2 separate regions of the Homo sapiens genome follow, and region 2 is linked to region 1. A link is a loop called in an ENCODE intact Hi-C map of the cell type or tissue named here. Cell type or tissue: PC-3. All regions are shown on one strand. Region 1 overlaps MED14 (mediator complex subunit 14). Region 2 has its middle 37 kb from the start of MED14OS.

Evidence for each region. Peaks named below come from ENCODE experiments on the same cell type or tissue, not always from the same donor. Only the 100,000 strongest peaks of a DNase experiment are listed, where the experiment ranks them.
Region 2: a loop joins it to region 1, with 9 times the contacts of the local background. A loop is called at or near these places in 1 of 110 quality-filtered maps.

What each region holds. Positions count from the first base shown.
Region 1 is chrX:40,718,191-40,720,690 of GRCh38, forward strand. The region is part of intron 3 of MED14 (mediator complex subunit 14); the gene reads right to left. Among named protein-coding and RNA genes, the nearest start is that of MED14, 16 kb to the right of the region's middle. In PC-3, no CTCF peak of the experiment used is centred here; a DNase peak (open chromatin) is centred at 1,201; H3K4me3 peaks cover 392 bases; H3K27ac peaks cover 1,861 bases.
Region 2 is chrX:40,771,352-40,773,851 of GRCh38, forward strand. No RefSeq gene overlaps it. Among named protein-coding and RNA genes, the nearest start is that of MED14OS, 37 kb to the left of the region's middle. In PC-3, no CTCF peak of the experiment used is centred here; a DNase peak (open chromatin) is centred at 1,130; H3K4me3 peaks cover 567 bases; H3K27ac peaks cover 2,441 bases.

The DNA of each region.
Region 1 (2,500 bases):
TGAATTTCTATCAATGCCACCAACACTAACTTCTTATTAACAGTCATGACACTGCTAATACATTCTCAACTTTTTAACTGGCTTTTACTCAGATTTAGGCCATCTCACATCTCCCTTAACTCAGGTCACTGTAAAAATGCTTATCAGACCAAGGTCAAGCTCAAAGAGTACCAAAGACCTCCCCGGCAGAAAGACATGCATCAACCCTACTGGGATGCCACAGTTTATCCAGCCCCTATCACTCCACTTAAACATAAACAATTAATGAAACACTCTCTAAACTACTTCACTGAACTCAAAATACACTAGCTTCAGCTACATTCCTTGAACTTAGAAATACAATTAATAAAGATAAAACTTGGCTGGGTGTGGTGGCTCACACCTGTAATCCCCAGCAGTTTGGGAGGCAGAGGCGGGAAGACTGCTTGAAGCCAGGAGTTCGAAACCAGCCTGGGCAACCAAGTAAGACCCCATCTCTATAAAAACTTTTTAAAAATTAGATGGGCACAGTAGTGTGAGTGCCTGTGGTCTCAGGTACTCAGGGAGGCTGAGGTGGGAGGGCTGCTTGAACCCAGAAGTTTGAGGTTGCAGTGAGCTGTGATTACACCACTGCACTCCAGCCTGGGTGACAGAGTGAGACTTCATGTCTTAAAATAAATAAATAAAAGATAAAACTTGAGTTTTGAGTAACTGATTAGTGAATCCATTCACATAGTCTTAGTTCACAAAGAACTAATCCATGTTATTTTTAGGTATTCACACACCAGCTGTGAATATGTTTAATAATAATCTCCTTTAGAATTTAACACCAAATAAATGTTTCTCTAAACAAGATACACAAATGGCCAATAAGCACATGAAAACAGGTTCAACATCTCTGGTCATCAGGAAAATACAAATTAAAACTTTAATGAGATGCCACTTCATACCTACTAGGATGGCTAGACTCAAAAAGTCAGGTAACAACCAGTGTTGGCATAGATGTGGAGAAACTAAACTTCCATACATTGCTGGTGGAAATGTAAAATGGTGTGGCCACTTTGTAAAATAGTCTGGCAGTTCCACAAAAAGTTCAACAAAGAGTTACCATATGACCTAGCCATCCCACTCCTAGGTATACAGTCAAGAGAAATAAAAGCATACATCCCAACAGTTGGACATGACTATCTACAACAGCATTAGTCATAATAATCCAAAACTGGAAACAACCCAAATGCCTATTAACTGATGAACAGATAAACAAAATGTAGTATATCCATGCAATTCAGCCATAAAAAGGAATGTAGTGACACAAGCTACCACATGAATCAATCTTGAAAATACTACACTAAAAAAAAAAATGCTAAGTTAAAGAAGCCAATCACAACACAACACATTTGATTCCATTTATATGAAATGTTCAGAATAGGCACATCTATTGAAACAAAGTACATTAGTGGCTGCTTAGGGCTAGAGGAGAGCTGGGGTGGTAACTAAAGGGCACAGGTTTTCTTTCTGAGGTGATTAAAATGTTCTAAAATTGACTGTGATGATGGTTGCACATATCTGTGAATATAACAAAAACCACTGAATTGTATACTTTAAGTGGGTGAATAGTATGGTATGTAAATTATATCTCAGTAAAGCTACTGAAAAAAATATCTAGGAGAATGAGAGATATTTTATCTTTTTCTTAGGCAAAACATTATCCAGGTTGTTTTACCATTAGTCAGAGTTCCATAAACTATGGATCTATACACTCATAACACATCTGGCATGGCTAAAGATCATTATCAAGAATCTCTAACAAACTAGTTAAATAATCATTAGGTTGAGAACAGAAGTGCTGAAACATGAACAATCCCTCTAATTCTCATTGATGGACTTTATCCCTGACATAAACACATCTGTATCTACATTCAGAAAACAAAAATGCTGAGAGGGTCAGAGCAAGATGGTGGAATACAAGCCAACACCAGTCACCCCCTCTCCAGGAACACGAAATTTTTACTATCTGCACACAGAAAAGCACTGTTACAAAAACCAAAAATCAGGTGAGCAATCACAGTACTTGGTTTTAACTTCATATCACTGAAAGAGGCATTGAGGAGGGCAGGAGAGGCAGTCTTGAATCCCTGACACCACCCCTCCCCTGCCACCCCAACAGAGGCCCTGCACTTAAGGGAGGGAGAGAATAGTGACTGGGGGACTTTACACTGAACTCAGTACTGCCCTGTCATAGTGGAGAGCAAAGCTGTGCTGGGCCAGAGGGAGCATTTGGACCAGCCTTGGCTAGAGAATTGCCCATCGCAGCGGTTGGAACTTGAGTTTCTCAGCAAGCCTTGCTAATGTTGGCCAAAGTACTCTGGAGTCCTAGGTAAACATGAAAGGCTGTCTAGGACACAAGCACTGCAATTCCTAGGCAACTCCTAGTGCTAGGCTGGACTCAGAGCCAGAGGACTAGGTGGCACATGACCTAGGGATACACCCGCTGGGGGGCCTAAGGGAGTGCTTCCACCAC
Region 2 (2,500 bases), 53 kb after region 1:
AGGTCAGGAGTTTGAGACCAGCCTGGCCAACATGGTGAAATCCCGTCTCTATTAAAAATATAAAAATTAGCCGGGCATGGTGGTGGGAGCCTGTAATCCCAGCTACTCGGGAGGCTGAGGTGGGAGAATCACTTGAACCTTGGAGGCAAAGGTTGCCATGAGCCGAGATCGTGCCACTGCACTCTAGCCTGGGTGACAGAGTGAGACTCTGTCTCAAAAAAAACAAAAACAGAAACAAACAAGCAAAAAAAAAAAAAATATAGTGAGTTTATGAAGTGTTGAATGAGCTTTGAACATAAAGTTCTTTAAAATGACCCAAGCCTATTACTCATACAGCGCTGGTGGCAGTATACATTGACGTAACATTTATGCAAAGCAATCTGTTAATTTATATCAAAATTAAAAAAAAACAAAAAACAAACCTAAGAGTCTTTTGTACCATTGAGTGGGGGCAGCAGAAGTCTATGAGATTTTCTTCTCCTTGCCCTAGCATTCATTCACTCCTCTTATTCGATGTGTCTGCTGAACTATCCCTCTTCTTTGGTCTGAATTTTAACAATTATGCATTTTAAGTGTAAGATGATGATTGTTTTAGACAATTGGGTGATAAAAAGAAACCAGTAAAGTTAACTTTAAAAGCACCAGGGACCGGCCGGGCGTGGTGGCTCACGCTTGTAATCCCAGCACTTTGGGAGGCCGAGGCGGGCGGATCACAAGGTCAGGAAATCGAGACCATCCTGGCCAACACGGTGAAACCCCTTCTCTACTAAAAAAATAAAAAATAAATTAGCCGCACACGGTAGCAGGCGCCTGAAGTCCCAGCTACTCGGGAGGCTGAGGCAGGAGAATGGCGCGAACCCGGGAGGCAGAGCTTGCAGTGAGCCGAGATTGCGCCACTGCACTCCAGCCTGGGCGACAGAGTGCCCAGAGACTCCGTCTCAAAAAAAAAAAAAAAAAAAAGTACCAGAGACCAAATGAGAGGACAGGTAAGCTAATATAATGAGTACCTGAACTTGTACTTGCAAATGACTAAGTACTTGTGAAGCTCTTATTTTGTTGAGATCTTCTCTTACAGTTATGGATGGCCATATGACTAAGTGCTACTTAATGGGATGTAAGCAGAAGTTTTGGGTGGAGGTTCTGGGAAAGCTCTTTTAAAAGGAGGTTGACTCACCTGGCAAGCGTCCTGTTGCCTCTTCTCTTTTCTCTCTTCCTCTTTCCTTCAGCCTGAAATGCAGACATGATGGCTGGAGTTGCAGTGGTCATCTGGCAACCATGAGGCAAACTTTAGAGTGGAAAATGTGTGCTAAGAAGGACAAAGCAGCGAGACAGAAGGAGCATGGGACTTGGATGACTTCATGGGCTTGACATGCCACTAGTGGATTGCCTACCTCTGCCTGCAAAAGACAGAAAATAATCTCCCAATTTATTTAAGCCACTCTTTATTTAGTGTCGATTGCTAGCAGCTGAACACAATTCCTAAAGCATTCACTAACATCCATGTGGTGGCATCATCTTATCTTCAATACCCTTCTTCAGATGATGCTAGTGTGAACCTTACATGGAATATTTTGAACCACTGAGTTAGGGCATTGTGTCTCAGTCAATCTCTCCCTCCACTTCCAAACATAGTGCCTGATAAATAGTAGGTGCTCGGTTAAAATGGATTGACCATTCATGAGCCTGGCTAAGTCTTGAGCCATGCTAACTCTCACACACCAATCTTCAATTTGGCCAGGCTAGCTAAATCGAAGACTATAGCCATTGTGGTTCCTTGAACACAGTGAACAAACTTTACTTCACTTTGAAGGTAGTAGAGTCCAAAACCATCACAAAGGTATTTAATAAAGAGCCAATGAAAACATCAGATTAAGACAACTCAGAAAAGGCGATGATGATAGAGAAGAAATTATTGCTGTTAAATTAAGTTTAGCCTAAAGCTGCCACCTGATATATTTTAAGTTCAGCCTAACGGCATCTCCTCACAGAGTGACCTGTAACCTAACTGGATGTGTAAACAAACTATAACCTACTCTGGTGCCAACCACCGAGTTTTGGCTAATCACAGGCAGCAAACTGTTCAAATCGTGTGTGTAACCAATCTGGCTGTTTCTGTACCTCGCTTTCTTTTTGCTGCCTGTAAATCTTCTTCTTCCACACATTCGGAGCACCGGAGACTCTCTGAACCTATTCTGGCTTCCTGAACTGTGAATAGTTCTTTGATCAATTAAACTCTGTTAAACTTAATTTGTCTAAGGTTTTTCTTTTAACACCACACACCAAAAAGTAACTATGGAAGGTAATGGACATGTAAATTTGTGTGACTGTAGTCATCATTTCACTATATGTATATGTATATCAAAACATGTTGTACATCTTAAATATACACAACAAAAAATAAAAGACGAGATTCCAGACCTGCATTTCTTTTTCTTTCCTAATCCAGCTCTCTGTGGTATATTTTGTGTCTCTTGTTCATCTCTCCTGTCCTTTAGAGTAT